Linked DNA regions of Homo sapiens: regions 2 and 3 are each linked to region 1. Evidence: read pairs that join two places in POLR2A ChIA-PET (ENCODE). Cell type or tissue: Panc1. All regions are shown on one strand. Each heading gives the region's core, and the rest is flanking DNA. Links, peaks and the distances in the headings are about the cores only.

The links. Peaks named below come from ENCODE experiments on the same cell type or tissue, not always from the same donor. Only the 100,000 strongest peaks of a DNase experiment are listed, where the experiment ranks them.
Region 2: POLR2A ChIA-PET joins it to region 1 with 6 read pairs; 2 of 35 experiments call an interaction of 5 or more read pairs at or near these places.
Region 3: POLR2A ChIA-PET joins it to region 1 with 9 read pairs; 1 of 35 experiments calls an interaction of 5 or more read pairs at or near these places.

The regions. Positions count from the first base shown.
Region 1 is chr12:25,982,611-25,993,442 of GRCh38, forward strand. All of the region lies in intron 1 of RASSF8 (Ras association domain family member 8), which reads left to right. Among named protein-coding and RNA genes, the nearest start is that of RASSF8-AS1, 29 kb to the left of the region's middle. In Panc1, for the core only: CTCF peaks have their summits at 2,765 and 9,138; no DNase peak of the experiment used is centred there; H3K27ac peaks cover 2,406 bases.
Region 2 is chr12:25,775,488-25,786,319 of GRCh38, forward strand. It overlaps the pseudogene RN7SKP262. Among named protein-coding and RNA genes, the nearest start is that of MIR4302, 93 kb to the right of the region's middle. In Panc1, for the core only: no CTCF peak of the experiment used is centred there; no DNase peak of the experiment used is centred there; H3K27ac peaks cover 139 bases.
Region 3 is chr12:25,421,370-25,432,201 of GRCh38, forward strand. No RefSeq gene overlaps it. Among named protein-coding and RNA genes, the nearest start is that of LMNTD1, 130 kb to the right of the region's middle. In Panc1, for the core only: no CTCF peak of the experiment used is centred there; a DNase peak (open chromatin) is centred at 6,392.

The sequences.
Region 1 (10,832 bases), core at 1,317-9,316:
ACACCTGGTTAGAGAGCACTTGCTGAGTCCCGTTGAGCTTGAATTTTCTTGGTCCCTTGTTGCACTGGAGACAAGAGACAAAGCCCAGAGCCTCCTATGGGGAAAAAAGTTTAGTAGACAATGTCTCCACATAGAGCTGGGACCCCTAAAGACTACTTTCATAGTGTATTGTAGAACTAGAAATATAACTTCCTTTGACCACCTCCCAGTCCGCAGAAAATCTCAGAAAAACTGCCTAATATTTTATAACCAATAATAATCAGCATTCATGGAGGTTTTCAGTTCTAATTTAGACCTATAGGTGGTCCAAAGAAAAGGCAAATTATATAGTTGTAGAGTGGTTCCACCATAGTAGCACAAGGCAGAAGCTAGTGCAGGTCCTTTTTGGAGGAATCTTTCTTCAGGGCAAGCCTTGAAGAGTTTAAAAAGTTTTAAGAAATTTTAATGACAGTCAGGAATCACAAAACAAAGTAAACAAGGCATCATCGATAGAACCAGCCAAAATAGTAGATAACAGAATTAGGTGTGTAATAATCTCAGATATTATAGTTGTCAGAAAGAATGTAAAATAACTTTTAAAGAAATGGAAAGGTTAAAAATATGAGTAAATTGCAAGTGAATATAAAAATGACAAAAAAAATCTGAAACTAAATAGTTCTTTGAGAAATAAACATATAATTGGAATTTAAAAACCAGCAAATAGGTTTAATGGCAAACTAGACATAGCCAGAGCAAGAATTAAGCAACTGGAAGATAGTTCTGAGCTTTTTGACTGTGACCCACAGAAAGAAATTCACTTACTGACACATGTGTATGCATATGATACATGTGTATGATTTAAGCCAAAGTATCTAGAAACTGATCTTATCAGTTCTCTACTAAAGGTAATGTTCTCTACTATTGGCTTTTCTCATTTATTCTTTTTCATTAAAAATGTTGGGACCAACCCAGGAAATTTTATAAACTGCAATGGGTTACGACCATAGTTTCGAAGGAAACTGATTTTAATAAAATTGAATATGTGTATACCCTACAACCCAGCACATGTCCAGCATAGTTCAGAGCACTTTGTGTGGTACCAAAAAAAGAAAAAAAACAAAAAAGCTGGAGAAAAAACATGGATTGTAGAAAGCATAAGGCATTTTTTATCTGTACAGTGGATTACCGTAGGACAGGGGTGATACTAAAAATAGTGAACAACCAGTACAGTGTAGACACCATGCAGTCAGTGTGGCTGCTGCCCATAAACAGCGAGCCTCAACCCATACCCGTGTGTGCCAGCCTGTTGACAGCCCTTTCTGTACCTTTGAAAATGAATGAACTACCAGTTCGTGCATCAACAACAGAAAAACAAGTTCTAAAAGATTTTATGTAGTATGATTCCATTCATATGAGCTTCAGAAATTTGCACAAAACTGAAGTAGTACATTGTTTAAGGATACAATCATGTATTTATTTATTTATTTCTGGAGATAGGGTCTGGCCCAGTCACCAAGGCTGGAGTGCAGTCGCATGATTATAGCTCACTCACCCTCTAACTCTTGGACTCGAGCAATCCTCCTGCCTCAGCCTCCTCAGTAGCTGGGACTACAGATGTGCACTGCTACACGTAGCTTTTTTTTTTTTTTTTTTTTTTTTTTAGTTCTTTTGTAGAGATGGGGTCTTGTTATGTTGCCCAGACTGACCTCAAACCCCTGGGCTCAAGCCATCCTCCTGCTTCAGCCTTCCAAAGTGGTGGGATTACAGGTGTGAGATGGAGTTCTGCTCTGTCACCCAGGCTGCAGTATAGTGGCACGATCTCGGCTCACTGCAACCTCTTCCTCCCCGGTTCAGGCAATTCTCTGGCCTCAGCCTCCTGAGTAGCTGGTACTACAGGCGCACACCGCTATGCCCAGTTAATTTTTGCATTTTTAGTAGATACAGGGTTTCACCATGTTGGCCAGGATGGTCTCGACCTCTTGACCTCATGATCTGCCAACCTTGGCCTCCCAAAGTGTTGGGACTACAGGCGTGAGCCACTGCACCCAGCCTAAACTATTTTTTAAAAGGCAAGGGTACACACAAAATTAAGGAGAATTGTTGTTACCTTTTAGTGGAGGACAAGAGGTTGGATTAAGAAGGGTCACAAAAGGAGCTTCAAGGTAACTTTTTCTTCTTAAAATTGTGAGTGCATGAATGTTTCCTTTTGTTTATACCTTACTCATTTTATGAGTACTCTTTTGCCTGTTCAACATTTAGTAAAATTAATTTTAAAAAGTCAAGGCAGGATTAACACAGGCAATAAATCATTTATGCTGATCAGACCATTTTTGGAAAGTTGTTTTTAGTTTTGGGTGCCAAATTTTATGGACATTAACAAACTGAAATGTGTCCAGAGGAAAGCATCCAGGGTGGTGATATAAACCACCACCCTGGTCTTGAGCCTTTCATTTTTCAGATGCAGATTCACACGCATTCTCATTATTGGTGGTTTTGACTCCCCTGGATTGGCCTGCTAGTGCTTAATGCAAACCTTTTGTTAACTCCCAGGTTATTGCACTTTTTGCCGCACCAATCAGAAATGAGTTCCAAGAAGTTCCACAAATGTTCTGTAGTGTGATGGTTTGCTAAAGGTTTTTTGTGTGTGTGTGGGAGGGAGGCATCTAATGCTGTAACTATAGACCCTATGTCATGTTGTTACTGTATTATACCAAATTATAGCTCAAACAAGGGATCTTTCATTGCTGGGATCAGACAAACCCTCTGCTGTCCACAGCTCCTGAAGGCATCACTAGATTCAGGTAGTATCCACCGAAGGGAAATACATAAGGATAATTTAGTTTGGTGCCTTTCAGAGACTATCGTATGGTTTTCTGTCTATGGCAGTGCAGGGGTCCAGTTCATCTGGCCAGGGCCTTAGCTCTGTGTAAACAAGGAGGGGTAGGCAGATGGCAGCATTTGTCTGGATAATAATTACTTGAGGTAAATGAGTAAATCGGCAATTATCGAGGATCTGCAATGTGGCAAGTGTTGTTAGGTGTTTTCTCATAAAAATATTCCACTTCATAGGGAAGGAAGTGGTCTTATCCCCATCTTACAGATGTGGAATTTAGGGAGGGGTCGCCAAAATTAATATTTGGGGGAGAGAAAAAGGGGAGGAGAGCATGCTTTCAGCAGTGCAGTGCTAGGGCTGTGGAGTCCTGGCTAAAGGCAGTGTGTGGTGTGGTTAGGAGCACAGATTGCAGCAGACAGGGCTGGATTCGTATGCTGACTGTCATTTACTAGCAGGGACACCTGGGACATATGTTCTTTAACTACCTGTGCCTCTCGTATCATCAGAAAACAAGGAAAACCCCTATTTCATGAGATTGTTAAGATAATTAAATGAATTAACATACATAAAGTACTTTGAACAGTGGCTTGGCCCACAGGGCTATAAAAGTGAAGTGTTTGGTGAAGTTTTTTTCTATGCTGGCTTGTAGCAAGTGATTCTCTTGGTCTCAGTGACCCTGTAGCAGAGTCTGTCCTCAGTCTTAAAGGGGTGAGATTTTTATATCCAGTCGAGCTTCCCAGCATCCCAAGTTGGGTTCAGATGTACCCAGAGGATAGGTGTGGCCTTGATTTACATTAATTAGATCTTCTTCCTCCAGGCTCCTGCACTTCACAGGGCTATAGAAACCTGCCAGTGACAATTTTTAAAAGACACACCAGGTGTACTTATTCCCAAGAACTTGCTCTGCAGATGAGGAAACTGAAGCTCAGGGAGGTTATAACTGTCCCAAGTTCACATGACAGCAGAGCTAATATTAGAATGTTTGCTGTTATCTGTGTTACCTCTAGAATGTACAGAGGAGAAGGGCAGTTTTCTCTTTGAAGCCTTAATTTCATACAAGGTGGATGACCTCACATATCTTGGTCCACTGGACTATCAGGACTTGTAGGTTCTCTGTGCCCTTTTGAGGCCTATGATGTGCAGGCTGCTCCCAGCTTTCAAGCCCCACAAGAGCAGCTTACTTCTTCTTAGAGCACCTCTTTCAGCTGCTCCTCTTAACCCAGTTTCCCTCTAAATTGTGTAGGGACTAGACATTCATTGACTCCTTCCATGTGTTTCTTGTAGTCTCACCTATTCTTTCCAGTGGCCATTGGCTTCTCATAACCCTGACAAGGCTCCTAGTTACTTACTGCTGCCTTTCTCTTCTTTTGCTGCCTCTTCTCTTTGCTTTAATTTCCTTTCGTTATCCACTTCTCCCCTCTTATGGATTCGTACACACTGTCACTTGTGTATTGCTACCATTTTTTTTGTAACTTGGGGCAGGATTGAACTACCGTTTTTTTTTTTTGTTTGTTTGTTTGTTTGTTTGTTTTGCAACGGAGTTTCGCTCGTCGCCCAGGCTGGAGTGCAATGGCGCAATCTCAGCTCACCGCAACCTCGCCTCCCGGGTTCAAGCGATTCTCGTGCCTCAGCCTCCTGAGTAGCTGGGATTATAGGCATGTGCCACCATGCCCAGCTAATTTTGTATTTTTAGTAGAGACAGGGTTTCTCCATATTGGTCAGGCTGGTCTCGAACTCCCAACCTCAGGTGATCCACCTGCCTCGGCCTCCCAAAGTGCTGGGATTACAGGCATGAGCTACCACGCCTGGCCCAGGATTGAACTCTTGACATTTGGAGCCGTTGCTAGGCAGTGAGTGTTCATGATATGAACTGACCAAAATCCACAGTACATCTTGTGAGCTATGCGGTCATGCCTCTTAGATTTTTTTGACTAGCCTGGAGCCAAATTGAACATTATTAACACAGCATTACAGCCAATATAAGCTTTCATCAAGGAGAGTATACCAAAATTGAGCCAAAAACTGGGATGCTTTAATTCCATACTAAGGCAGGAAATGATAAGGTTTCAGAAACAGGTAAAGTATAATCTGTACAAGTGCCCGGTTTAAGTGGTGTTTAAACCTAAGGATAATTTTTTCTTCAGCTTGAAGTGGCTTTATTGTTTATGCTTTTCTTTGCACTGAAATAAGGACAATATTCAGAATTAACATACATTATGCAACAGCTCAATTTAGGAAATTAAATAGTTGTTTAAAACATACTTGAACATGCCAACACATTGTATTCATTTTCTATCCAACAGTAGAATATTATTCACTTTCTATATTTTTTGCCTTTTAAAATATATGCCAAAAATTTCTACCAGCTCTTTTTTAAAAAGAGAATGAAGGTCATTGTTGCTTGAAATTAATTTTTGGTTTTTTATTATTTATTTATTTATTTTTTCGAAATGGAATCTCACTCTGTCACCCAGGCTGGAGTGCAGTGGCGTGATCTCGTCTCACTGCAACCTCTGCCTCCCGGGTTCAAGCGATTCTCCTGCCTCAGCCTCCTGAGTAGCTGGGACTACAGGCATGCACTACCATGCCTGGCTAATTTTTTTTTTTTTTTTGTACTTTTAGTAGAGACAAGGTTTCACCATGCTGGCCAGGCTGGTCTCAAACTCCTGACCTCGTGATCTGCCTGCCTCGGCCTCCCAAAGTGCTGGGATTACAGGTGTGAGCCACCACGCCTGGTCGAAATTAATGTTATTTTTTAAAAAATGAATTCCTTCCTAGCATTTGAGCTTGCTTTTTTAGTAGGCTCTTTTTAAAATAAGTTTTTTTGAGACCATAAAGGGAACACAGTGGGAAAAAGTATAAAACATCCATGCAGACAGCCTTCAACTCAAAACTGTCAGGTCTTTAAAAGCAATCTTGGAACTTTTCTTTTTGTCTGGTAGCAGTCCTATTATTGAACAGATGGTTAATTCACACAATAAGCTGGATAATCAAATCCGATGAGCTAAGATGGGGTTAACTAGAGCAATCTGTAGTATTTAGAAAAATTTCCAGGGTGATTGGGGAATGGTGACTGCAGTCATTATTTGGGATTCGTTTCTGTTAGTACAAAAATAGAACTTAAAGTCACAATTTAATAAAAAAAATTTCTTTCATTTAGAAAATAGCCCTCTCCCTCATGACTAAACAATCATTTGTAGGGGAGAAGAAGAGAGATTTGTATCAGCCACCTGCACTGCCAGTTCAGGAAATAGTATGTGAAATTCCTGCTTTATCAGGAACCCCTCCTGGCCTTCCTCTGGTTCTCATTTATTGAGTTTGCCAGATCCTGTGCTAGGTGGTGGGACCATAAAGAAGAAATGGGATGGGATTCCATGGTATGGTAGGGAAATGGGTCTAAACAAGTAACAAAACAGTGTGGAAACCTCCCGAGAATTCCTATAGTATGTTTAGAGAAACTGTCTCCTGGAGGATGGTTCACAACATCTGTTTAATTACCTTTGTAATTTTCTTCACTTAACTTAAAAACTAGTTAGCTTTTTGAATTTTTCTTGATTTTAGAAAGCATCTCTGAGGGGTATGCCTATCTTGCTGGAATTCTGCAAACTCACTGTGCCTCCAACAGAGCCTTGTACTTACCAAGCGGTAGTAAAGACAGATTTACAATGTCTCCTTTGCAGAGTGATTCTACTTGTCTGTTCTTCAGGTTTCTTTCCCTCCCAACATTTCTGCCTGTCAGAATGTTTTCTCTTAAAACTAAGGCCCAACCATATGTTTTCTCATAATCACTGGGTCACACCCACAGCCATACTGTTCTTTTCTGGGGGCTTCCTTGATGTAAACCTTTAGTATGTCCTGATTTCACATTTTCTGATGTGTGTTCTATAGTGAAACACAGTTTCTACTACTAGTGTGTTTTATATTTGTCTTAATCTATAGGCATTTAACAGTGTCTTTCTTTCCCCCCACCCCCTCTTTCTTTCTGATTCAAATTGGAATGATAGAAGACACCTAAATAATATGATGAATACTTATCAAAACGGCGAAGTTGGTTTTCTGAAAAAAGCTCTCTGTTGTGTGAAATATTGAAGTGTTATCCAGGAGAAGGAGACTTTATTCAAATAGTCATCTTATAGCTTGTCTACTAAAGTTGATGAAATTCATTTTCCAAACTGGTTTAAACAAAAATGATTACTTAGCTATTTAAAAAACAATTGATCATATCTCTTTCTTGTCTTATCCCTTCTCCTCTGCCACTCTTCTGATTTCTTGCATAACATTTAATAACAAATCATAAGACTAACAAGGATGCATTTCAATTCCTTATGGTTTATGGATCAGTTTATTAGGTCAAGGGTGTGGTGGGGCATGGGGGTGGAGGAATTATGGTAGAGAGTATGAACATTTGCTAAGAGCAGCATGGGATAGGTGAATTTACCCAGTATGGGAGTCTGGCAGAAGTTTTAAAATCAAGTACATCTGAGTTCAAATCAGGGCTCCACCGTTTACTAGTCACCTGAACCCGGGAAGGTACTAAATCTGAAATCTTAGTTTCTTCATGTGCAAAATGGAGACTGTAGGATTGACCTTGACAAGGTTGTGAACAGTGTCTGAACTGGGCAGAGTGGTGCCTGGGACTTATTTGTTGAGTGCCTATTATTACTTTTTAAAGCAAGGAAATGCATCCTGATCAAGTCACCTAATCTTAACCTCAACTTTGTATAACCTGTATAATGGGAATATTGATAAATTAATGTGAAAAAAGTAAAAAAAATTACAGCCATATATAAGCATAAGGGGCTTATTTCATGAAGGCTTCCTGGATATCCACCAGCCATTAGTGATTTCTCTTGTATGAACTCTGCTGTAGCTTTTTTCCAAATCTCTTTGGTGTTTATCAAACATTTATTTGATACTATTGTTACTAGGCATTAGTTACATTTCACAAGTACTGTAGTTAGTGGAATGAAACCCATATCTTCATCATTGTAATCCCTGTGGTATTTTAAATATGATAAGAGCTTGGTAAAGGTTTATTATATAAATAATTAATTTTGGTATTACCATTTTTCTCTGCTTTGCAAACTAATATAGCTTAATAGCATCATAATGGATTTATTTCCATAGAATATCTACCTTATTGTTTCTGTGATCATCTTATTAACATTTCATATGGACTATGTAAAACCTAAGATACCTTCCTTACTAACATTGTGTATTGCGTTTAGCAAAACTGAATTATATTTGGAGATGTAAGTCTTTGTATTTTGATGACAAGGTGAAAAAACCACCTTGAATGTTCCCACTCTTTTATTAGACAACAAAAATTTAGGAATAGTTTAGAATTCTGTAGTATTTATAGTTTATTTTGTGGATACACAGGGATATCACTTATGAAAATGTGCTACCATAGTTTATTTGTAGTTGAATATTTACAATTTCAAACGGGTTTTCTCTTTTCAATAAAAAGAAATGTGCCTAAAAAAATACACACACACACACACAGAAAACATTTTGGGGATCTTGGAGTCACAGAGTAGAGAGTAGCTGGTTTCCTCCAAAACTTTTAGACTTTTTAGCTGATCTATAATACTTAAATAACCAGAGCAATAAACTCTTCTCATTTTTACAGTAATAGAAATGTCAATATTGTCCATTGATTATCTGTCCTGGTGGGCCTAGTTTGGAGGAAGGGAGCACACCCAACAATTAATCAGCTGTCATTAAAAGAAATATACAAGGAAATGAAGGGTTTGCATTCTTCTGTTGTTTAAAAAAAAAAGGTAGAGCCTCTTGGAAACTGGAATTTATTTTGCTCTTGAGTTATTCTTGAGCATTCTATTTTGCTTTTGTTCAGTGTTTAGAAATTACAATAACCTGATATTGTGTTAACATCAATAACTTCTATTTGCATTGCTATAAACTATTTAATTTAAATAAATTACTTATTACTGCATAACAAGTTGCCCCATGCCTACAGACGTAACTTTTTTTTTTTTCTTTTTTTGAACTCTCACCTAGTTTCTTTGGATCAGGGATCCAGGAATGGCTTGGGTGAATGGTTTTAATTCTGGATCTTTAATAAGGTTGCAACCTAGGTGACAGTCCATTTTGTACGTAGTCTACATGAAGGTTTGACTGGGGCTGGAAAATCTACTTCCAAGGTGGTTCACTCACATGCCTCACAAATTTGCGCTGGTTGTTGGCAGAAGGCCTCAGCTCCTCACCATGTGGACCTCTCCATAGGGCTGCTTGAATGTCTGGCTTATATCAGGACAAGTGATCAGAGAGAGCAAGATGGAAGCTACCATGTCTTTATGTCATCATTCCACAATATCCTGTTGGCTGTACAGGTTATCTCTGTTCATTGTAGGAGAAGAATACACAAGGGTGTGAAAACCATTGGGGGCCATTGTGGAGGCCAGCTACCAAAATAAAAGAATGCTTAATCTTTAGCACATTTTTATAAGTGTCCAATTAATGTTTGAATCACGTTAAGTTTTACCAAAAATAATATAATTATTGGTGGGGCTGCCCCAATTTTTATCCTCTCCTTTTCCCCATAATTACATGTTGGTGTTCATTGATTTATGGTCATTTCAAATATTTGTATAATAGATAACTGTTTTTCAGACATGTGGTAATAGGAGTATTATATCTAGGTAAAAGGAATCATTTAGGTGAGCAGGACTTTCACTGAGGATAAGCTCAGAACCACTGTACAATCTGCTGCCATTCTGTAAAACCCTCTGAATTCATCAAGCCTTCAGCAGACATTTATTGAGTACCACTTATGTGTTAGGCAATGTGAATGCAGGTGTCAGTGCAAAGTGTCTCTGCCCTCAAGAAGAGGCAAACATTTCAAACAGTTGTTGAAGAACATGGGCTCTGAGGTCAATTTGCTTGAGTTCAGTTCTTGCCTCTCCTGTTTAGCTCTATGACCCTGGGCCAGTTATTTAACCTTTTGATTCTTTTCTAATTATTCCCTTATTACATATTACCTGCCTCACAGGGTTGTTGTGAGAATTCGATGAACAGTACCAGTGAGTACTAAGTGTCAGCCACTTGAGAATACCTGGAGTGACTAGTTTTGATAAGGGGAGTTTCCAGGGAGTGATGAGATCATATTTGAGTGGAGTCTTGGAGAGTGAGTTGGAGTTTGGCCAGCACAAAAATTTGGTAAGGCCCGCACCTGGGATGCCAACTTGAAGGAGAGGCAGGGAAACTGAAGTGGGGTGAGGTAATGCATGCTACATGGTGGCTTCAGGGGAGGCACTGGAGGTGGGCCTGGACAGCCACGGGAAGGGATGTGAAGGGGTTTGTGGAAAAAACACAGTGCCTGCAGTTTCCTGAGACCGTTTTCACTTAAGCCTCTTGTTTCTCATTGCCTTCCTAGGTACTCGCACACCTGCCAGAGCTCATGTTTGTATTTATGGTTAGGAACATTTTGTCACTGCAGTTACCTGACAAAAGAAGGTTGAACTTTTTTGTGGAGACTTTCAAAAGCAGTAGGATAATAGGATTGGATCTTTTGGTTTGTTAGTTTTTGTAAAGTGACCTGGTGAAGAGTGAACAATGGATTGAGTAGTTAGGAGGTTGTAGGAATCAATGGGGAGCTGAGGGTGGGGGGCAGGTTCACAAGAGCCCAAGCCCTGACTTTTGTCAAGCTTGGCATTTCCCAGAGACACCCTGAGCACATTACATTCCCAGGGTACCCACAGAACTGCCCCCGCTCCCTGCACCGCTCATCTCATCTCATAGTGAATTTTGCAATTATAAAAGTTTAAGAAAGAGAGATTTTAATCTCTGCATATATGTTAGTGTCAGTTTGAATTACATATGGGAGAATAAGCACCATAATCTTTTTGGCCTTTAAATCTCTGGCTCTAGTGACAACCTTATTTTATGGATGAAGAAGATAACAATTATGTCAGTTTTAGAAACTCATTCTCAGCTATCTACTTCCCACTCTTAAAAGTTTTTCTTGAAAACACAACTAAAAAGAGAGATGAGATGAGGC
Region 2 (10,832 bases), core at 1,078-9,077, 210 kb before region 1:
TCTCAAACTCCCAACCTCAGGTGATCCATCCGCCTTGGCCTCCCAAAGTGCTGGGATTACAGGCATGAGCCAACCCGCCCGGCCAGCTGTACTCTTAATAACAGTTCATTTGGGGTGACTTTAATAGTATAGTAACTTACAGAGAATGGTAAATTTGTGTATGACGAGAATATTGGGTTTAATGTACCCATTAAACAAGTTTTATTTATTTTATTTACATATTTGTTTGGTTTATTTTTGTCATATACTGTGGCAAGCTTTTAATCAGAATTGTTTTTGCCAGAATAAAGACTGCCCTAAAATAATCTAAGTAACATCCTTAGTGAGGAAAAAAGAATTTTTCTTGAATTATAGTATTTCCTGGCACAAAATAAGTTAGTGCCAGGGATCTACTTCTTCAGAGATATTTTTCACCTCTTCAGGTTTAAAGGAATCAACAGATAGAGGGAAAAGAGAAGTGTGTGCCAGAAGTCCCCAAGTCACACCAGACCTGCATTCGCAGCCCTGGAGTCCCTTCCTGTCTGGGAAAAAAGGGTGGGCTTGGCTGATGCAGTGGGACAGGTCCGCTGTTTGTCTGGTCACTTAATGTCTGCCAGCTGGGGCAGGACTCCAGAGTGAGCAGTTTATCAGTCATGAGGCTCTTGGGAGATCTCACCATTGAGGAATGGGCCCCGAGGGAGCAGAACACTATCAACTCCACCATCTGACTTCTGCTTCCTATTACGACTCCTTTTAACAGGAGAAATGACTTCCTAGTGGTTGGGCATGTTCTAATTTATTGCTTTATTTGCTGGCTGTTGAATTGAATGGGAAAATCCACCATGAGAACACCTTAGCAACACTGAAAGGTCATCTGTCTCATCAAAGTCTGTCCTTTCATACACTCTCTCTACCTAGAATTTCTCTAATTATTACTTAATAATCCTAGCATTTGGTCTCAGCAGCCTTCTCTGCATGAAGCACCTGTTTTGGCAAAGTTCAAAAGGCCTCTGTACTCACTAAAAGTGATCCATTTGGAGGGGTTCATTTCTGGTAATTACAAAGTTTTTATTTCCATTGTCAATTTAAGCAATTGTGAAACATGTACATATATTTTAAGAGTCCAGATCTCACTTTGAAGAAATTCTTCAGCAGAACTGCATAATTAGCAATGAAGCAGAAGAATACCTTTTCAATAATAGAGTACATACAATCATATATTTTTTTCGGAGGAATAATGTTTATTTTGATTACTACACATGATTATGGATAGTATTATGATTAATATCCATATAAAGCTACATTGATTTTAAAATCTGATTCTAAACAATAGTCAAAGTTTTAGTTGCAAAATAGATCATATGTATTCAGATGCATTTCTTAATGTTCATTTAATTTCTAAGACCTTCAATATTTCTATTATGTCTGTCTTCTTATTAATATAAATATATCTAGTTTGATTTTATCTTTTTACTCCATCACTCATGTTTATGGTTATTCACACATTTTAACTCATTTTGAAATACAGTGGTCAGCTCTGTATTGCATAGGATGTAGACCCCATCAGGGGTCACCATGGCACAAAGTTAACAGATTCAGACTTGCAGCTGGACAGGTCTGCATGTACTTTTAGGCAGAAGTCCTTCTCTGGTCCCTACCGCTGCTTTAACACCCTGTGAGGATCCTTGACTAGATGCCAACAGCCTAATAAACTGCAGGTGCCAGTATGTGGCACAGGTATTTGGCATCATCTCAGGTGAAGGCAGCAAAGCACAGTGGAAGATGGCTTTGAAGTCAGGCTCGGGTTTAAATCCTGCTCTGACACTTAATCTGCAAAAGAGCCTTGGGCAGGTTATTTTACAGTTCTCTGACTTCCTGAGATAAAATTAATCATAAAGAGTTTTAGTTGGGTTTAATATGGGTGCCTGTACAGGGCAGTGGTTAAAGATATTGCTTCCTAAGTTCCAGTCCTGCTTTCCCATTTTCTAGTTGCTTCACCTTGGGCAAGTTAACATAAATCACTCTCAGTCTTGGTTTCTTCATCTGCAACATGGGGATAATAAATGTTACTTTTCATAGTGTTTTGGAAAGATTAAATTTTTTAAATGAAGGAAAACCATGTTTCACATGGCACATAGTAAGCACTCAATACTGGCTATTTATCTTTTACAAACATTTATCTTAAGTTCCTGGCATTAGTAGCTATGCAATACCCTGGAGTCCAGTGTCTCTTTCATGACCCTATGGGGTCTCAGTTCTCTATCTGTTTTCTAAGACCAGGAAGACACAATTACAAGAATAAGAATAATTGCAGAGCTGATTAAAGGGATTTATATTTTATAAAATGTTTTAGAAATAGATTTTATTGTTCAACTACATAGGTCTTATTTTTAAGCCTTTAAAATTATTTCTATATTTGAAATATTAAATCCTTAGGTTATGTATTCTGAAAAAAAGTATACTTCAGTTATATTCTCTACCTAAATATCTATGTTTATTTTTTACTGAAACAGTTGTAGCTGATATAAACACTTAGCAATCAAGCTACTTTGAAAATGTTTTCTATTTTCATTAAATAGCGTTTATCCTAAAGAGAAATGCTTAATGCCTTCAGCATTACTTTTAGAATAATACATATTTATGATATAATAGTATGCCACTTTTGGAACTTTTTTACATTTATGTTTCTAAAAAATGCTATTTACATAATTTTTCCTCAAGCATTTGTGTAATTCTCTAAAGCACATTCTTTGATGATTTTACATGTACATATTCCTTTCATCTTCTAGTAGCAGATTTGTTTATCTCTTCATTCAATCAGAGTATTTTAGATGAATATTGAAATAATTATTGGCTTTTAAAAAATCATGTAATCAACAGCAGGATATGGCTGCAATGATATCCATATTTCATCAGTTTTAAAATATACTCATTCTTTATAGCAAATTTTATATAGATAGCTTTTTAAATTACCTTTGACACATAGTTTAAGTTTATAAATAAAGGTGGCTTAACTCTGCTACCATATAAAGAAAACTTATCACCATTTTCTAAACTTTGGAAATATGGAGGACATTTCTATTTACTATGGTACATAATTTATGTATTACACATATTATTTGTGCATATGTGTACATATATGTCAATATATTATATATACATATTATATATTAAATTAGCAGCAGGATATGTTATTAATATCTTCAAGGCACCATCTTTCTCTGATCTGTATTCAAATCATCATCTCTTTCCATCCTCCCCCTTCTGCCCTATCATCACTACTGGCCATGGTTCTCGTACCATTCATAGCCCTTCAATAATTATGATAGAAGACACTAAGGAATTCTGTGCTTCTGTGCTCTGCATCCCTTCTCGTAGTCTCTCTACCCTGCCCTAGCCTCCATCCTTATCCCAACACACACACACACATACATAGCATTTCCTCAAGTCCATGGCTACTGTGAGGGTTGCATTAACCATATTTAAAAATGTATTTGTTGGCCAGGTGTGGTGGCTCACATCTCTAATCCCAGCACTTTGGGAGGCTGAGGTGGGAGGATTGCTTGAGCCCAGGAGTTTGAAACCAGCTTGAACAACATAGTAAGACCCCATCTTTCCAAACACTTTAAAAATTAGCCAGGTGTGGTGGCGCACACACATGGTCCCAGCTACTTGGGAGGCTGAGGCAGGAAGATTGCTTGAGCCTGGGAGATAGAGGCTGCAGTGAGCTGTTATTGCACCACTGCACTCCAGCCAGGGCAACAGAGTGAGACTCTTGTCTCAAAAAAAAAGTATATGTTATTTGGTGTTGCGTTTACACATAGGTAAATTATACATATATAATAAAATATATACATATTAATTTACATACACATATATCTTGTTGGGAGGTCCTAGCCGGAGAGCACAAAGACTTATATACCCTTGACTGAAAAATGATCCTCCTCTATCAGGGAAGGCCATCCTTTTTGACCAAGCAGCCTCAGGAGAGATGCACATGGAGCTGTGAGAAAGGGGACACCCACCTAGCCGGCCAGATCAGCCAAATCAACCCTGGCCATCAATCGGGTGACAGATGTCTCAGCCAGATGACCCTCACATCCACATACACATACATCTTTCCATACATTCATATGAAATAATGTAACCATACAATATACGCACAATTTTTTTTCCTTCTCTTTGGTCAAAAACTGTATTCCTTCCAGATACTAATATGGTACTAGAGGAAGCTAAATGCTCTTTTTTCAATGACCCCTGCAGCCTGAGAGCAAATTAGTGTTGTTCACAGATGCTTTTTGTGTGCATATTTAGTTAGTGCAATTACTTTTGTACCAATCTAATAGTATTTTCCAGAACATAACTTGGAGCAGGTCAGGAGATGGAAATAAAGGAAGGGCACACACTCTCTTGAGTATTTCTTTATATGTACAGCTTCAGCCTCCATAGATGTTAGGTGTGAATGTTTTTCTCCACTGCATTTAGATTATGTCAAAGGGAGTCAAAGTTAATAAACACAGACTGTGAGAAAGTCAATCTCTTTTTGAACATAAGTGCAGAAACCATTTCATCCCTAGTTCCTGGCTCAGTACCTACCACATAATCAGCACTCAATAAATATAGATTAAGTGACTGACTGGATGAATGAATATAGTGCAATTTTGGTCCAGGTAAAAATGAAAAGTGGAGAGGGAGAAATTGTTCTTTATTTTCAGAGACGCATGGCTATGTATTCTGAAGACAGACAAGAGAATCTGGTAGCCTGGAAATTGACAATCATGAAAAAAAGGAACTCAACAAGTTTTCCATTAGGGACTCAGCATCGTGATCTGGTTTCGGAAGCCTAGATATTGGCTGAGATCAAATAAAGAAGTTCAGGAGAGATGAGTGACTCTAAACATACTCCTATTCCTTAACCAGTAAGCTTGCAAACCATTGAAAATTTTGTGCTTAACTGTGGCCTCAGTCTACAGAGAAAGCTCCAGGCTCCACAGAAAATGTGTAAGAAATGGGTCTTGTAATGACAGTCTGGTATTATCAATATTCCACTGATCACAGTGACCTTACCTTGTATTAATGATTGCTTAGGGTGAATGACATACTAAAGTTCAATAAAAACATCTTCCATGTATAAACGTCATTGGGAGCTACTACCACCTTTAAAGAAAGTGTCATTCAGCAATCTAACCCTTGTAGTCTTTCTGGAAGTGGGTGGCCACTTAGGACTATCTGGACACAGGAAGCTTAGGATGCAATTGACCAGGCAGCTCTTTAGAAAATAGAAATCCAGCCGACCTTCCTGATCTCCACTGACTCTGCATTTGTTTAGACTGATGCATTTGCATACATTACGTGCAGCCTACTTTTTTCCCCCTAACTTGGTAATAAAAACATGGCAAGATGGAAAACACACCACGTTCATGCATTTTAATGTCCTAATATTTGTTAACTTGGAATGAAATATAAAATATATCTGGTTTTAGCACCCTAGCAAGCTGAATGCTTTGGCCATCTGTTCATTTCTTGCTTTTCTACATCTTAGCCATTTCACTTCTGCTTCTAATTGTAACTGCCACTTTTATGCTGATGCCACAAATCCTGAGACCTTTTTAATGCCACTTTCAGGCCTCCTTGGCTCATCTAAAACGATGGCTTAATCTCAATTGCTTTTAAATTTATTTTAAACCCAAGGGGTTGATCTAAATAAACAGGTATTCTTGAATAATACAATTCCATTTTCTTTATCTGACTTCTTGTTTTATTTTTCACATTGGCTACCCCAGTCCATGGCCTGTTCCTCAGGACTGTATCATTTTTCTTTCAATGTCTTACTCTCTCCATTCCATCGCAGCTGAAGCTTTCAATCACATTATCTTATTGCACATTATAATTTTGCTTTCACACTGCCATGTACTCTGTTTAATTAAATAATTTGTTGACACACTCAGATTTCTATTTACCCTCGTCTGGGAGTTCCAGCCAAGATAATTACATCCCGGGCTTCAGGACCTCCCTACGGTAAAATGTTGAAGTAGGGAACATTTGTCTTTAGCTGTCTCTCACAGGATTTATCAACTTGGTATCTTCTCTTCTCCCCTCACTTTCCCTCCTCCCTCCTTCCCAACATGTGAAGTGATTATCCATTTTGGCTCTTCCCATCCATTCCTGATTTTAAATAGTTTTCCCTATTATCTTTAAACCTAATTGTAAGTCTATGTCTCTATCCGGCTTAATAATAGAATAAAATTTGCAAAACTCCAATCCTCTTATTCCCACTAAAATATATTAGTAAATAAGAAAACTATTGGTTCTTAAGCATTTGAGCTAGTTCAACCATGTTGAGGGAAAAAAGTACTTACCAAGTGCTAACTATATTCAAGGCACCACAGTAGGTGCTAGGAGTGTGGCAAGGGATAAGGCGCCAGTCCCTGAACTCCCAAAGTGTGGAGTCTCTTAAAGAAAACAGACACAGGCCAGGCACAGTGGCTCATGCCTGTAATCCCAGCAGTTTGGGAGGCTGAGGTGGGCAGATCACCTGAGGTCAAGGATTTGAGACCAGCCTGGCCAACATGGTGAAACCTCGACTTTACCAAAAAATACAAAAATTAGCCGGGTGTGGTGGCGTGTGCCTGTATTCCTAGCCACTGGGGAGGCTGAGTTGGGAGAATCGCTTAAACCCGTGAGGTGGAGGTTGCAGTGAGCTAAGATCATACCACTGCACACCAGCCTGGGCCACAGAGCAAGACTCTATCTAAAAAAAAAAAAAAAAAAAAAAAAAGAAAAAGAAAAGAAAAGAAAACTGACACAGACAACGAATATTACAATACTGCCTGATGAGTTCCATGACAACACATACACCAACTTTGGACGCATAGACAATGGGCAACTACCCTCAGCCACCCTCCATTCATCTATCTAGTCTGTTTTCTTTTTGAAGTAGGTATTGTTTTATTAAGACTTTAATGAATAGCAATTGTTAACAGTTATTGAGAAAATATTATATGCCAGGGATTAATCTAAATATATTTCATATATTAACTCATCTAATTCTCATAAATTACCCCAGTAAGTTGATGCTTATACCCTCATTTTATAGATAATAAAACCAAGGCACAGAAAGACTAAATTGCTTTCTCAAAGTTAGACAGTGAGGGTTAAAGATATAACTCAACTTCAGTCCAGATGCAGTGGCTCACGCCTGTAATCCCAGTACTTTGGGTGGCCAAGGTGGGCAGATCATTTGAGATCAGGAGTTCTAGACCAGCCTGGCCAACATGGTAAAACCCCGTATCTACTAAAAATACAAAAATTAGCCGGGCACAGTGGCGCGCGCCTGTAATCCCAGCTACTCAGGAAGCTGAGGCAGGAGAACTGCTTGAACTCAGGAGGTGGAGATTGCAGTGAGCTGACATGGCACCACTGCACTGCAGCCTGGGCAATACAGTGATCACTTATTCCATTTGACTCTAGAACAGTGCTGTCCAAAAAAAGTTTTGAGTGATGGTCAAAATTTTCCAAATCTGTTTTGCTTAATACAGGGGCCACTAGCGTGAGCATCTGAAATGTGGCTATTGGCAACTGAGGACCAGAGTGTTTAATTTTATTTAATATTTGCTGATTTTAATGGACATAGCTCTTAACCTGCAGGTTTCCTCCTGGTCACTAGGCACTACTCCTCTCCAGGGCATGAGATGAGGTGAAAAAGAAGGAAAAGTCTGGGCAAAGACATCTAGTGGGGCTTTTCATCAGAGATGTCGACAGCAGAATGGGCTGGTCTAGAAAACACTTCAAGACCTGAAAGAATAAAAGTTAGCATAATAAGTATGGACTTGAAATTTAAAGGATGGCACCTCATACCAGTGACCTCTCATCAAGGCACTTTCATCTACCAACAAAGGGTACAAGTTACCGTCAGCCTTGTTCCTTCGGGCGCTTAAGAGAAATCATGGTAAAGCTCTATAATTAGACCTTAAGAGTGGAATTTAAATACTATATTTTATTTTAAGCACTGTGAATTCCCAGGCAAACAGAGACAAAATACAAGTTTAAAAAGAAGATAGAAGAAGCTCTTGACATGGGCATAATAATAAGATTGATAATGATAATATCGTTTATCAAACATCTGTAAGTCTAGTAAGCAACTTCAATACATATTATGTTAAATTATCATTTTATCCTTACAAGTCTGTAAGATGGGAATTACTGTTTTCGTTTTGCAGATAGAAACATAAAGGCATAGGGAGGTTATGGCACTTATGCAAGGTCACATGTCCTGTAAGTAGTGGAACGATGATTTGAGCCTTATCAGTCTGGGTCCAAAGTCTACGCTTTCTCCTCTGTGTAAATCGTGTTTTTGCTAAAACTGCCTCACAAAGCATTGATATCTGGGTGTCCAATCTCAGTCTCTAGCCTCAGCTTCAGTATTTGTCACCTGGCTTACATGGTAATACCAGTAGAAGACATTGAAAAGATTACCCAGGAGGTGCTCTATAAATTCTAGTTTTCCTTTATAGCTCATTTTCAATACCCCAGATCGATCTCCTTGTTACAAGGTTTTATCCTTGTCACTGAAAAATTCTAAAGAGTGCTGGTAGGATCAGGCGTAAATGCCCCAATCTGTCACAGAAGTAATCTGATGCCACCAATTCGCAGAGGTGCATTGAGTGGCCAATGTCAATGTAAAATCTCCACTGCCATCCTGCTGCCTCTCTCACCACACACAGGCATGGGCAGACCCCTGCCTTATGCCCTTCTTGGGTCTGGAGTTCCGTCATTTCTCTCCACCTATCCAAAGTCCATTTGTCTGACAAAATCCAGGTCAAATCCCTTCATCCACGAAGCCCTCCTGACTACTCCAGCGCCCACCCTCTCTCTCAGGCTAGGCCCCTGTCACTAGTTAGGGTCTTCGTCACACATTTTTATACTTAACCATATGTTGTGCTGTTATCAAGTTCTCTCATGCACATATTTCTTGACTCTCCAATGAAACCACAAGATGCTGAAGAGCAGGAATACACATTAAAAAATCACTTTGAAAGCTACAAAACATATCTGGTATCCATTTGGTAATTAGGAAATATTACAAAGAGCATATGCGATGACCAGGAGGGTAGGACTGACCATAGCCTCTAGTTTGTGTCTTCCCGTTCAACTATGATCTTTTCAGGAAGAGTGTATTTCTGATTGATTTTTGTACTTTCCTAAGTGTCTCCAGTGTCTTTTTCTAGCATTTTCAAATAGTGAATGCCCAGTAAGTATCTATTAGTAATATTTATAGCAAATTGTGTGCCAGGCACTGTAGAAAATGATGTTTATGAATCACCTCACTTAATCATCCCAGGCAGGCGTAACAGGTGCATGGTGCGCTATCCAGATCTCTTCTGAAAAAGTAAGCCTCTCATTCCCCGGCTCCCAGCAGTGTTGCCGGCTGTGTTACTCACCAGGAATTGCACGCAGCTGTCACTCAAGTTTGTGCTTTCTTCCCTCATTGACTGATCCAGGGTTTAAAGGTCCAGCCCACTTGCCTCAGGTGGGCAACTCTAAAGGGCCCTCTTAGCTCCTGGACGCCCACGTGGGATCAGCTGGGGCTTTTGTGGGCACTGCATTGTAGTTCAATTCCCAGCTCTACCAAATCCTGCTTCCTTTATTCCCACAGATGTGGATACCAGGGCATCCACTCCAAACCCCCTGCATGCAAATCCCCACCTCAGAGTCTATTTCCCAGGGAACTGACCTAAAACAGTAGGCGTTACTAGTATCATTATTCTCATGATACAGATGAGGAAAGAGAAGCTTAGAGAAGTTAAGTAATTTGATCAAATGTAAACACGTGGTACGAGACGGATGCAGGGCAGAGCAGATGAGCCAGCCCTGAGCTCTTACCAGGATGTGCTGCCTCAAGAGCCCAAGCATGCACAAACTCATTAGTTTTCTATTTAACCTAACTAGACAGAGGAAATGGTTGTAAATGTACCCATGCAATATCTAGGATGAACAGGAAAAACAACTTCCTGATGATGAAGAAAGATTGTGAGTAATTTTTCTTTTTATAAAGACAGGGTCTCACTAGATTACCCAGGCTGGTCTTGAACTCCTGGGCTCAAGCAATCCTCCTCTCTTGGCCTCCCAAAGTGCTGGGATTACAGGCATGAGCCACCACACCTGGCCCTATTGTGAATGATTTTTAAGCACAACTGTTAGTGTGGCGTCTTTTCCTTTGAGCGAAACAATAATCGCAGAAGTCAGGGCTGGGGGGGGGTGGCTCTGTAATCCCAGTGCTTTTGGAGGCCAAGGCAAAAAGATAGCTTCAGGTCAGGAGTGTGAGACCAGCCCGAGCAACATAACAAGACCCCATCTCTACCAAAAAGTATACAAACCCGCCAGGCATGATGGTGTGTACCCATAGCCCTAGCTACTCAGGTTGCTGAGGCGGGAGGATCACTTGAGCCCAGGAGTTGGAGGCTGCAGTGAGCAGTGATTGTACCACTGCACTCCAGTCTGGGTAACAGAAGGATACCCTGTCTCTAAAATGATAATAATAATTATCACAGAAGCCAACAAAATATTTGGAGGATAATGAAAAATATTGAGCACTTACATCGAGTTCTAGAAACTCTGCATGTATGGAAGTTCCCCTCGCTCCCTTATAGATGTAGAACAACTGTGTCTGGAGAACTGGAAAGGTGTTTGGATTGACCGTTTGCATGATTTCACAAGGTGAGGAATGGATCCCTATCCTCTCAAGATAGTGGTACCTTAAATAGCTAGCCTCTGCAATTAATCTGGACTGAAAAAAAGTTAGGTGCAACAATAGGCTTCTCTTTTCTATGTCTTCATTTTTCAATTTATCCTGC
Region 3 (10,832 bases), core at 1,929-9,928, 560 kb before region 1:
AAGTGGCGAAAATAGTACAGATAATTCCTGTATATTTCTCATCCAATTTTTCCATGGTTAACATATTACATTTCCACTGGATGTTTGTCAAAACTAGGAAACCAACATCATGCCATTACTATTGATACAATTCCAGCCTTTATTTGGGTTTCACCAGTTTTTCCATTAATGTCTTCCTTCTGCTTCAGGACCACTCCAGACACCATGTCTAGTTGCTATGTCTCCTTAATCTCTTTTAGTCAGTGACAGTCTCTCAGACTTTTCTTGTTTTTCATGACCTTGACAGTATTTTGTAGAATATCCCCAATCTAGGTTTGTCTGTTCTCTCATGATTAGATGTGGGTTATGGGTTTTGGAAAAGAATGCCACAGAAGCAAAGTACCCTCCTCATTACATTACAGCACGTCAGGGGTACCTGATATCCACATGACATCACTGGTGAGGTTAACCTTCATCACTTGGATTAAATGGTGTTTGCCAGATTTTTCTAATTCAGTGTTACTATTTTTCTCTTTTCCTGCTCTATTCTTTGTGAGTCATCAGTTCAATGTATTATTCATAGTTCTCCAGAGAAGCCAAACCAATAGGTTTGTAAATATACACAAACCCTATATATATGTGTGTGTGTGTGTGTGTGTATATATATGGTGTGTACATATATATGGTGTATGTATATCTGTATATAACCATACATATATACGCACACATATAAATATGTGTATATATACACATATATGTATATGTACTTGTGTGTGTGTACTATATATATAGTACACCCATATATATCTGTGTAAAAGAGATTTATTTTACGTAATTGGCTCACATAATTATGGTGGCTGACAAGTCCCAATATCTGCAGAGTGAGTCATCAAGCAGGAGATGCTGGAGAACCCATGGTGTAGTTCCAATCTGAAGGCTGGTAGGCTCAAGACCCAGGAAGAGCCAACATTTTATTTTGAGTCTGAAGGCAGGAAAACACCAAAGTCCCAGCTCAAAGGCAGTCAGACAGGAGGAGTTCCCTCTTATTCAAGGGAGGGTCAGCCTTTTTGTTCTATTCAGGCCCTCAACTGATTGAATGAGGCCCACCCACATTAGGGAAAACAATCTGCTTTGCTCAGTCAACTGATTTAATGTTAATATCCTCCAAAAACATTTCACAGAAACACCCAAAATAATGTTTTAGCAAATATCTGGGCAACCTGTGGCCCAGTCGACACATAAAATTAATCATCACACTCACTGCCAAAGTAGGGGCTGGAGGATTAAGCTCTACCTCTTGAAGAAGGAAGTATCTCTAGATATTATGTGGAATTCTTCTGTAAGGAAGATTTGTCTCTTTCCCTCACCAAGTAGGTTTTTATCGCTTGCACCCAATTAAATGTGCCCTAAAATATAAGGCCTAAATGTGTTCAAAGGATAAATAACCCTGCAGTACGGTTTTTATTTTAAATTTAAGTAGTATATATATTTTCTGTTGAGAGCTTTTCCTCATATCCTATAAAATTTAATGTCTCTTCTTGTTGACTCTTGGTGAACCAGACTCCCACTCTGCCACTTTGGTTCTCCCCAGCTCATCAGATATTTACCGAGTGCCTACTATGCACAGGGCTGATACTCAGCCTAAAGACTATGACGTTAAAAGGAAATCCCTGTAGTCAAAGCATTTGCCACCCAGCGGGGCAAGCAAAGCTGTAGTTAGGAGATGTAATTTACCACTTTCTCTGATCTTAGGCAGGTTAGTTTAAAATCCTTTGAGCCTCAGCTTCCTTATTTGTTGGAAGAATATAATGACTGTAATAATAATAATACTCAGTTCAACAGTAATAGTAACTAAATAAAATACTGCTTATGAGGAAAAAGTTAGTTTTTACATTGCCACACAAATGCTAGTTGTTGTTCTCAATAACAACTTATTGAGATAGATAAGAATAGATATGTCGCCCAGGCTGGAGTGCAGTGGTGTGATCTCGGCTCACTGCAACCTCAGCCTCCCGGGTTCAAGCGATTTTGCTGTCTCAGCCTTCCGAGTAGCTGGGATCACAGGCGTCCACCACTGTGCCCGGCTTATGTTTGTAGTTTCAGTAGAGATAGGGTTTCACCACTTAGGCCAGGCTGGTCTTGAACTCCTGACCTCAGGCGATCCACCCACCTCGGCCTCCCAAAGTGCTGAGATTATAGGCGTGAGCCACTGCGCCCAGCCAGATATTCTTATCTCTAAGGTTTATAGCTTCAGAACCAAAGTCCAAAATGATTAAGTTTCTGGCACAGAATCATGCCAGCAGTTACGTGGTGGGGCTCAGTTCAGAGCACAGATCTTTCCATTCTCTTATTTCTGCACCACTGCACTGCAAGAATCTTATACACTCCTGTTTATAAGAGCAGCCTATTAAAAAATATTCTGGGACACATCTAAAAAGCCATAATATAAGAAAAAAATAAAAGCTCTGTTTTGGATTTATCCTGGAAGCTGGGAGAAAACATATTTTTTGGACATGTTTGGAAATGTACGATAGTTTTTGATTCTTATCCTTGTGCTCCAGGCTTTCTTTGGGACACTTAAGAGATTATCTTTGGGATTTAGGAAAGCACCATGTCATTTTATTTTTCAAATCCTCAGAGTGCTAGAAGTTTTGGGTCTTATTTCCTAGTCTGACCTTTCATTGTAGCTATTATTTTTTGATATATAATATTCATAATTCATTTTGTTGAAGAGGAGATTTTATTTAATGTCAATAAATATGTATGAGTGTTGGGAGGAACATACCTGAGCTGTGAGGGCTGGCGAGAATTATAGAGGACAGTACAGTTAAATAGAATGTGGGGATAATGTCATTGACTGTAAACCTCATGATTGAGAAAAAGATGGGGATCATCTTCTGCTGAAATTCATCGTGGAAAGATTCTCAAAAGCATATTAGAAACAGATGACAACATTAAAAGGACACAGTTTATTTTATTTGGAAAATAGTATTCCCTTGTGGGAGATTTGGGATAACAGACTTCAAAATTTTGGCTCTGTTCAAAATTCCCTGACTCATTGGGTGGCTTGAAAAAATGATTTAAATCCACTATCCTGCAAGATAGAATAATGATAATTTATAACACTGTACTTGGCACTTGGGTGTAATTATATTAATGGCTAGTGAGTATGTATGATTACTATGTGTCAAATCATATGCCAAGCACTTTACAAGCTGTAACTCTGCATCCTCTGGGAAGCATGTACCATTCTTGCTCTTATTTCACATGTAAGAAAATTGTAGGGCCGGGCGCAGTGGCTCACGTCAGTAATTAATTCCAGCACTTTGGGAGGCCAAGGCAGGCGGCGGATCACATGAGGTCAGGAGTTCAAGACCATCCTCGCCAACATGGTGAAACCCCATCTCTACTAAAAATATAAAAATTAGCTGGGCGTGGGGTGTGCACCTGTAATCCCAGCTTCTAGGGAGGCTGAGACAGGAGAATTGTTTGAACCCGGAAGGAGGAGGTTGCAGTGAGCCAAGATTGTGCCACTGCACTCCAACCTAAGCGACAGAGTGAGACTCCATCTCAAAAACAAAAACAAAAAGAAAATTGTAGTAGGAGTTTTTCAGTGTATTGTAACAATATATTTGCATATTGGTCTTTTCCTCTGGATCTGAACTGGTGAAAGTAGGGATTGAATCATCATAGCATCTGTCTCCCATGCTTAGCATAGACTCTGGTTCGTAGCAGCACCAGATCAATAAATCTGATCTAATCTGTACTTTAGAAAATCACCATGCATAGGATGAAAGTATGGAAAGATGAGGCGAGGAAAGAGCTGAGACTATTTCAATTGTTTAGGCAAAATAAAATATACATTTATATTTGGATAAAAAAGTAAGAAAGGAGAACATGAAAAGATAAATAATTAGTGATACGAGATTTTAACTAAAAGCAACAAGGTAAGCCATCTCTAATAAGGCTATTAATATTTAGAACTATGTTGATGAGATAAAGAACATGTATATTTTATTTTAAAAATATCTTCTAGAATATCATAAGATGTATGTTGTGTTAATTTTTTGTTATTCTTCACTCTCAGTTTGATTTCTGTCCTACTTCTGAGCTTGAGAAGTCCCACACTTCTTTACTGAGAAGTCCCCAATAAATACAAATTTCATTGGGTGTTAGAGCTTTAAGTAGCGATTTGAAGAAGAAACCTGGTAAACAGTAACAGGATGATATAAGCTGCATTAGGATATTCTTGGCATACATCCTGCCAGAAACCTAGCCTGCACCTATGAGAAGCATCACTAATCAATAATAGAACTCTTCCCCAGTAAGCCTGGACTTGGCCTGGGAGTCCTCCTCAACTCAGTACTCCTGGTTCCCACAAAGGATACATTGAGGACTACTACTATTCTAGGGTTATTGTGTGGGACTTCTCAAGCTCAGACACAGGAGAGAGATCACACTAGATGTGAAGAATAAGAAAAAGGCTGACACAGCATATGTGTTATGATATTCTTGAAGATATTTTTTAAACATATTTTATTGGAGATGCACTTGTTTATTTTTTACTTCTTTGAGACGGAGTCTCGCTCTGTTGCCCAGGCTGGAGTGCAGTGGCGCGATCTCGGCTCACTGCAAGCTCCGCCTCCCGGGTTCATGCCATTCTCCTGCCTCAGCCTCCCGAGTAGCTGGGACTACAGGCGCCTGCCACCACGCCCAGCTAATTTTTTGTATTTTTAGTAGAGACGGGGATTCACCATGTTAGCCAGGATGGTCTCGATCTCCTGACCTCGTGAACCGCCCACCTCGGCCTCCCAAAGTGCTGGGATTACAGGCGTGAGCCACTGCACCCAGCCACTTTTTTATTTTTATTTTTAGAGACTGGGTCTTGTTCTGTTGCCCAGGCTGCAGTGCAGTGGCACGATCACGGTTCGCTGCAGCCTCGACTCCTGGGCCCGAGTGATCCACCCACCTCAGTCTCCTGAATAGCTGGGATTACAGGTGAGCTTCATCACGCTCGGCTAATTTTTGTATTTTTTTGTAGAGACGAGGTCTTATCATGTTGCCCAGGCTGGTTTGGAACTTCCAGGATCAAGAGATCCTCTCAAAGTGCTGGGATTACAGGCTTGAGCCACGGCGACGTGCATTTCCAGATGGGCGCTGTGGCTCAAGCCTGTAATGCCAGCACTTTGGGAGGCCGAGGCGGGCGGATTGCCTGAGGTCGGGAGTTCAAGACCAGCATGACCAACATGGAGAAACCCCGTCTCTACTAAAAATACAAAATTAGCCGGGCATGGTGGCGCATGCCTGTAATCCCAGCTGCTCGGGAGGCTGAGGCAGGAGAATCACTTGAACCCAGGAGGCGGAGGTTGCAGTGAGCCGAGATCACGCCATTGCACTCCAGCTTGGGCAACAAGAACGAAACTCCGTCTAAAAAAAAAAAAAAAAGCACTTCTGGCTGGGCCCGGTGGCCCACGCTTGTAATCCCAGCACTTTGGGAGGCTGAGGAGGGTGGATCATTTGAGGTTAGGAGTTGGAGACCAGCCTGACCAACATGGTGAAACCCCATTTCTACTAAAAATACAAAAATTAGCTGGGCGTGGTGGCACGTGCCTGTAATCCTAGCTACTCCGAAGGCTGAGACAGGAGAATGGCTTGAACCCAGGAGGCAGAGGTTGCAGTGAGCCAAGATCGCGCTATTGCACTCTAGCCTGGGGCACTCTAGCCTGGGCAACAGAGTGAGACTCTGTCAAACAAACAAACAAATGCACTTCTGTGGTAACTTTTTGTTTTGATATACTTTCAAACTTTCAGAAAAGTTATAACAATGGTACAAGGAATTCCTTTACACCCTTTACCTAGGTTCACCAATTGTATACATTTTCTCCATTTGCTATTTCATTCTAGCTATCCACTATATCCATCTATCTACCTACCTACCTACCTACATCTACCTATCTACCTACCTACATACATGTTTTTCTAAACCATTCAAGAGAAAACTGTAGTCATCACACTCCTTTACTCTTTTACTTAAAGCATTATTGTTATTAAATTTTAAAAAATTTACCTAGTGTAAAATTGACCGTCTGTTTTTGGTGTATTTTTAGCACACAGATAGAGCCATGTAACCATCACCACAGCCAGGATACCAAACAGTTCCATTACCATAAAACCCTTCCTCATGCTGCCCTTCTATAGTCAAACCCTACCCCTGCTCTTAAACCCTGGTCATCACTGATCTCTTATCCTTCTCCATAGTTTTGTCTTTTCCAGAATATCATAGAAATACAATCATGCAGAATGTAAACTTTTAAGATTGTCTTCTTTCACTCAGTATCATGCTTTTGAGATTTATTCATGTTCTGTGTATAAATCATTCATTGTTTATATTGCTGCTGAGCAATATTGCATTATATGGATGTGTCATAGGTTTGCTTATTCACTCACTGGTAAACATTCAAATTACCATTTCAATTTTCAAGGAATTATGAATAGAGTTGCTATAAACATTCATGTACAGGTTTTTATGTGAACATAAATTTGCATTTTTCTAGTGTAAATACCTATGAATGGGGTTGCTGGGTCATATGCTAAGTGTGTATTTAAATTTATAAGAAACTACCAAACTATTTTGCAAAGCAGCTTTACTCTTTTGCACTACCACCAGCAATGTATGGAAGCTCCAGGTGCTCTGCATTCTTGTCAGCACTTGATATTGCTGGTTTTTGCAAGTATTCCCACCTCATTTGTTTGGAATGCTTTGAGTAGGATCGGTATTAGTTCTTTAAATGATTGTTTGAATTCAACAGTGAAGTAATCAGGTCTTGGAGTTTTCTTTAATTGGAGAATTTTATTATGGCTTATATTTTGTTGCTTGTTATTGATCTATTTAGATTATATTTTGTTGCTTGTTATTGATATATGGCTTATATTTTGTTGCTTGTTATTGATCTATTTGGATTTCTTCATAGTTCAATGTTAGTAGGTTGTATATGTCTAGGAATTATCCATTCCTTGTAAGTTTTCCAATTTATTGGCATATAGTTACTCATAATAGTCTCTAATGCTCCTTTGAATTTCTGTGGTATCAATTGTAATGTCTTCTTTTTCATTTCAGGTTTTATCTTTTTTGATATTTTCAGTTTAAAATTTTTTTTAGCCATTCTAATAAATGTGTAGTGGTATCACATTGTGGATTTAATTAATATTTTCTCAATGGTTAGTGATGTTAAGCATCTTTTCATGTGTTTGTTTACCATCTGTCTATCATATGTAATAAAGCATTCATTCAAATCTTTTACTTATTTTTAAATTGGGCTGTTCATTTTCTCATTGTTGATTATCAAGAGGTTTTTTTTTTCAATATTGAGGTCCTTTGTTAGCTGTGTGATTTACAAATATTGTATCATAGTTTAAGTTATTAATGAAGTCCAATTTATTGATTTTTTCTTTTATATATTGTTCTTATGGTGTCATATTTAAGAATGCTTTGCTTTATGCAAGTTCATGAAGGTTTTATTTGTCTTCTAAAAGTTTGATAATTTTATGTTTCAACTTTGGGCCTATGAGCTGTTTTGAGTAATTTTTACATAAAGTGCAAGGTTTAGGTTGAGATACTTTTTTTTTTTTTGCATCTGAACGTTCAATTGTTTTAAAACCACTTGCCAAAAAAGCTACCCTTTCTCCATTGAATTGCTGTTCTACTTTTGTTCAAAATCAATTGGCCATATTTGTTTGAATCTATTTTTGGATTTTAAAATGCTTTTCCATTGATCTGTGTGTCTATCACTTTGGCAATACTAGACTGCATTTACTATTGTAGCTTTATAATAAGTGTTAAAATTGTCTACTGTGAATCCTCTAACTTTATTCTTGCTTAAAAAATTTTTCTGACTATTCTAGCTCCTTTGCTTTTCTATGTAAATTTTAGAATCAGCTTGTTTATATCTACAAAAAAATTATTCCAGGATTTAACTGGAATTGCATTAAATCTACAGATAAATTTGAAGAGAAATGACAAGGTAATTATACAGAATCTTCCAGTCCATGAACATAGTTTGCCACTCCATTTATTTAGGTCTTCTTTGATTTATTCATAAGCGTTTCCACTCTTATTATTTCTTTTCTGTCTGAAAAACTTTATTTGGCATTTTTTTAAAGAGCAGATCTGCTAATGATGTATTCTCTCAGTCTTCCTTTTTCTGAGAATGTCTTCATTTTGCCTACTTTCCTGAAGGATATTTTAACTGGATATAGAATTCTGGGTTAAAAGCTATTTTATTTCAGCATTTAAAAAATGCTTCACTGCTTACTTGTTTTCATGGTTTCTGATGAGAAATATAAAGTCATGTAAAAATCATCATTGCCACCCAGGCGCGTTGGCTCACACCTGTAATCTCAGCACTGTGAGAGGCCGAGGAGGGCAGATCACAAGGTCAAGAGATTGAGGCCATCCTGGCCAACATGCTGAAACCCCATCTCTACTAAAAATACAAAAAATTAGCTGGGTGTGGTGGCACATGCCTGTAGTCCCAGCTACTAGGGAGGCTGAGGCAGGAGAATCGCTTGAACCCGGGAGGCGGAGGTTGCAGTGAGCCAAGATTGTGCCACTGCACTCCAGCCTGGCCACAGAGTGAGACTCCGTCTCAAAAAAACAAAACCGAAATCAAAACCAAAACCAAAAACACCATATCATTTTTCTCTGGCTGTTTTCAAGGTATTTTCTTTTGTCTTTAGTTTTCAGTAGTTTGATTATATTATTTGGGTGTGTATTTCTTCAAATTTGTTCCGTTTGGGGTTTACTAAACCTTTTTAATCTGCAAGTTTATGTCTTTTACCAAATTGGGGAATATTTTAGTCCTTTATTTCTTCAAGTATCTTTCTGCATGAATCTCTTTATCTTTTGAAATTCCCATAAAACAAATGTTAAACCTTTTGGTATTGTCACACAGATGTATTAGGCTCTGCTCATGTTTTAAAAATCTTTTTTAAATCTCTATTGTGCAGACTGGGTAATTTTATTGATCTATCTTCAAGTTCATTTAGTCACCCAATCCAGTAAATTTTCAATTTCAGCTATTATATTTTTTTCAGTTCTAAAATTTTCTTCTGCTTCTTTTTTATATTTTCTATTTCTCTTCTGAGAATTTCTGTCTTTCCATTTGTTTCAAGAGTGTTCACACTTATTCGAGAATGATTTTAATAGCTGGGAAGCCTTTGTCTAATTTTAACATCTGTGTTCATGGCTGTTGATTATCTTTTTCCTTAAGAGATGTGAAGATTTTCCTGGTTCTTCATATGTTGAATAATTATGGATTTGATTCTGGACATTTTGAATATGATATTATGGGACTCTGGGTTTTGTTAAATCCTATAGGGCATTTTGCTTGTTTTAGCAGGAAATTGACACATTTAAGTTTAGGTTGTAAATTCCTATCCCACCTTCTGTTGGCTCTGGTTCCAACTTCAGTTCAATTTTCAAAGGCTTTGCAGTGCTACTTATATCCATCCTGTGTGTGTGCGTGACGCTCAGTGGCTATTCTGGGACTTGTGCAGTGGTCCACCCTGTAGATCAGTTCTCAATATCTTTTGCATGCTGTTTAGGGTCAGACCTAAATGCACAGCTCAAAGATGGGCCCAGTGATTCATACATCTTGGATCCCATATCACTTTCTAGAGCTTCTTTCTTTCCATAATTTCCCCCAGGGAGATCCTTCTTGCTTCCAGGTAACATCTTCCTGGTATTCGGTATTCTGACTAGATGGCCACTGCCTTAGTTTCCTTGGTCTGTTATACACTTTCCACAACTGTGTCTGCCTCAGGGACCAAGTGGTGAGAGGACAGACAGAAATGAGTGCTCCTTTACTTTTAAATACTTCAATGTATATTTCCTAAGATGAAGGACTTTCTCTTACATGACCACACCACAATGATCAAAATCAAGAAACTTAACATTTTAATAATACTATTATATAACCCACAGTCCATTTGATCAATCATTCCAGTGATTTCCTTTATGGTTATTCTTTCCCTGGTCAAGATCTAATTAAGGATCGTGAATTACATTGAGTTACCATGTCTCGTTAGTCTCCTTTAATCTGGTACAGTTTCTTAGCCTTTCTTTGTCTTTTATCATCTTGACATTTTATTTTTTATTTATTTATTTATTTATTTATTTTGAGAGGGATTCTTGCTCTGTTGCCCAGGCTGGAGTGCAGTGGCACCATCTCAGCTCACTGCAACCTCCGTCTCCTGGGTTCAAGCGATTCTCCTGTCTCACCCTCCAAAGTAGCTGGGATTACAGGCACACACCACCAGGTCCGCCTGATTTTTGTATTTTTAGTAGAGACGGGATTTCACCATGTTGGCCAGGCTGGTCTCGAACTCCTGAGCTCAGGTGATCTGCCCGCCTTGGCCTCCCAAAGTGCTGGGATTACAGGCATGAGCCACAGTGCCTGGCGATCTTGACATTTTAAAGAGTACAGGTCAGTTATTTTGTAGAATACCTTTCCACCTGTGTTTGATGTTTTCTAATGATTAGGTTCAGGTTATGTGTTTTTGGCAGAAATATCACACATGAGATGTTGTATTCTTCCTAGGATAGCATAACAGGAGGTACATGATGTCTGTTTGTCCCATTACTAGAAATGTTATCTTTGATACTTGGCTAAGCTGCTGCTTTGCAGTTTTTTCTACTCTAAAGTTACTATTTTTGTGAGTTTCTTAAGGACTAGAGTTTGAATATAATTACTTTGTTATGAGGAAAACTTTAGACTAGTGCTGTCCAGTAGAACTCTTTGCCATGATGGGACGTTCATTTTGGCACTGTTCAATATGGTAGCCATTGCCACATG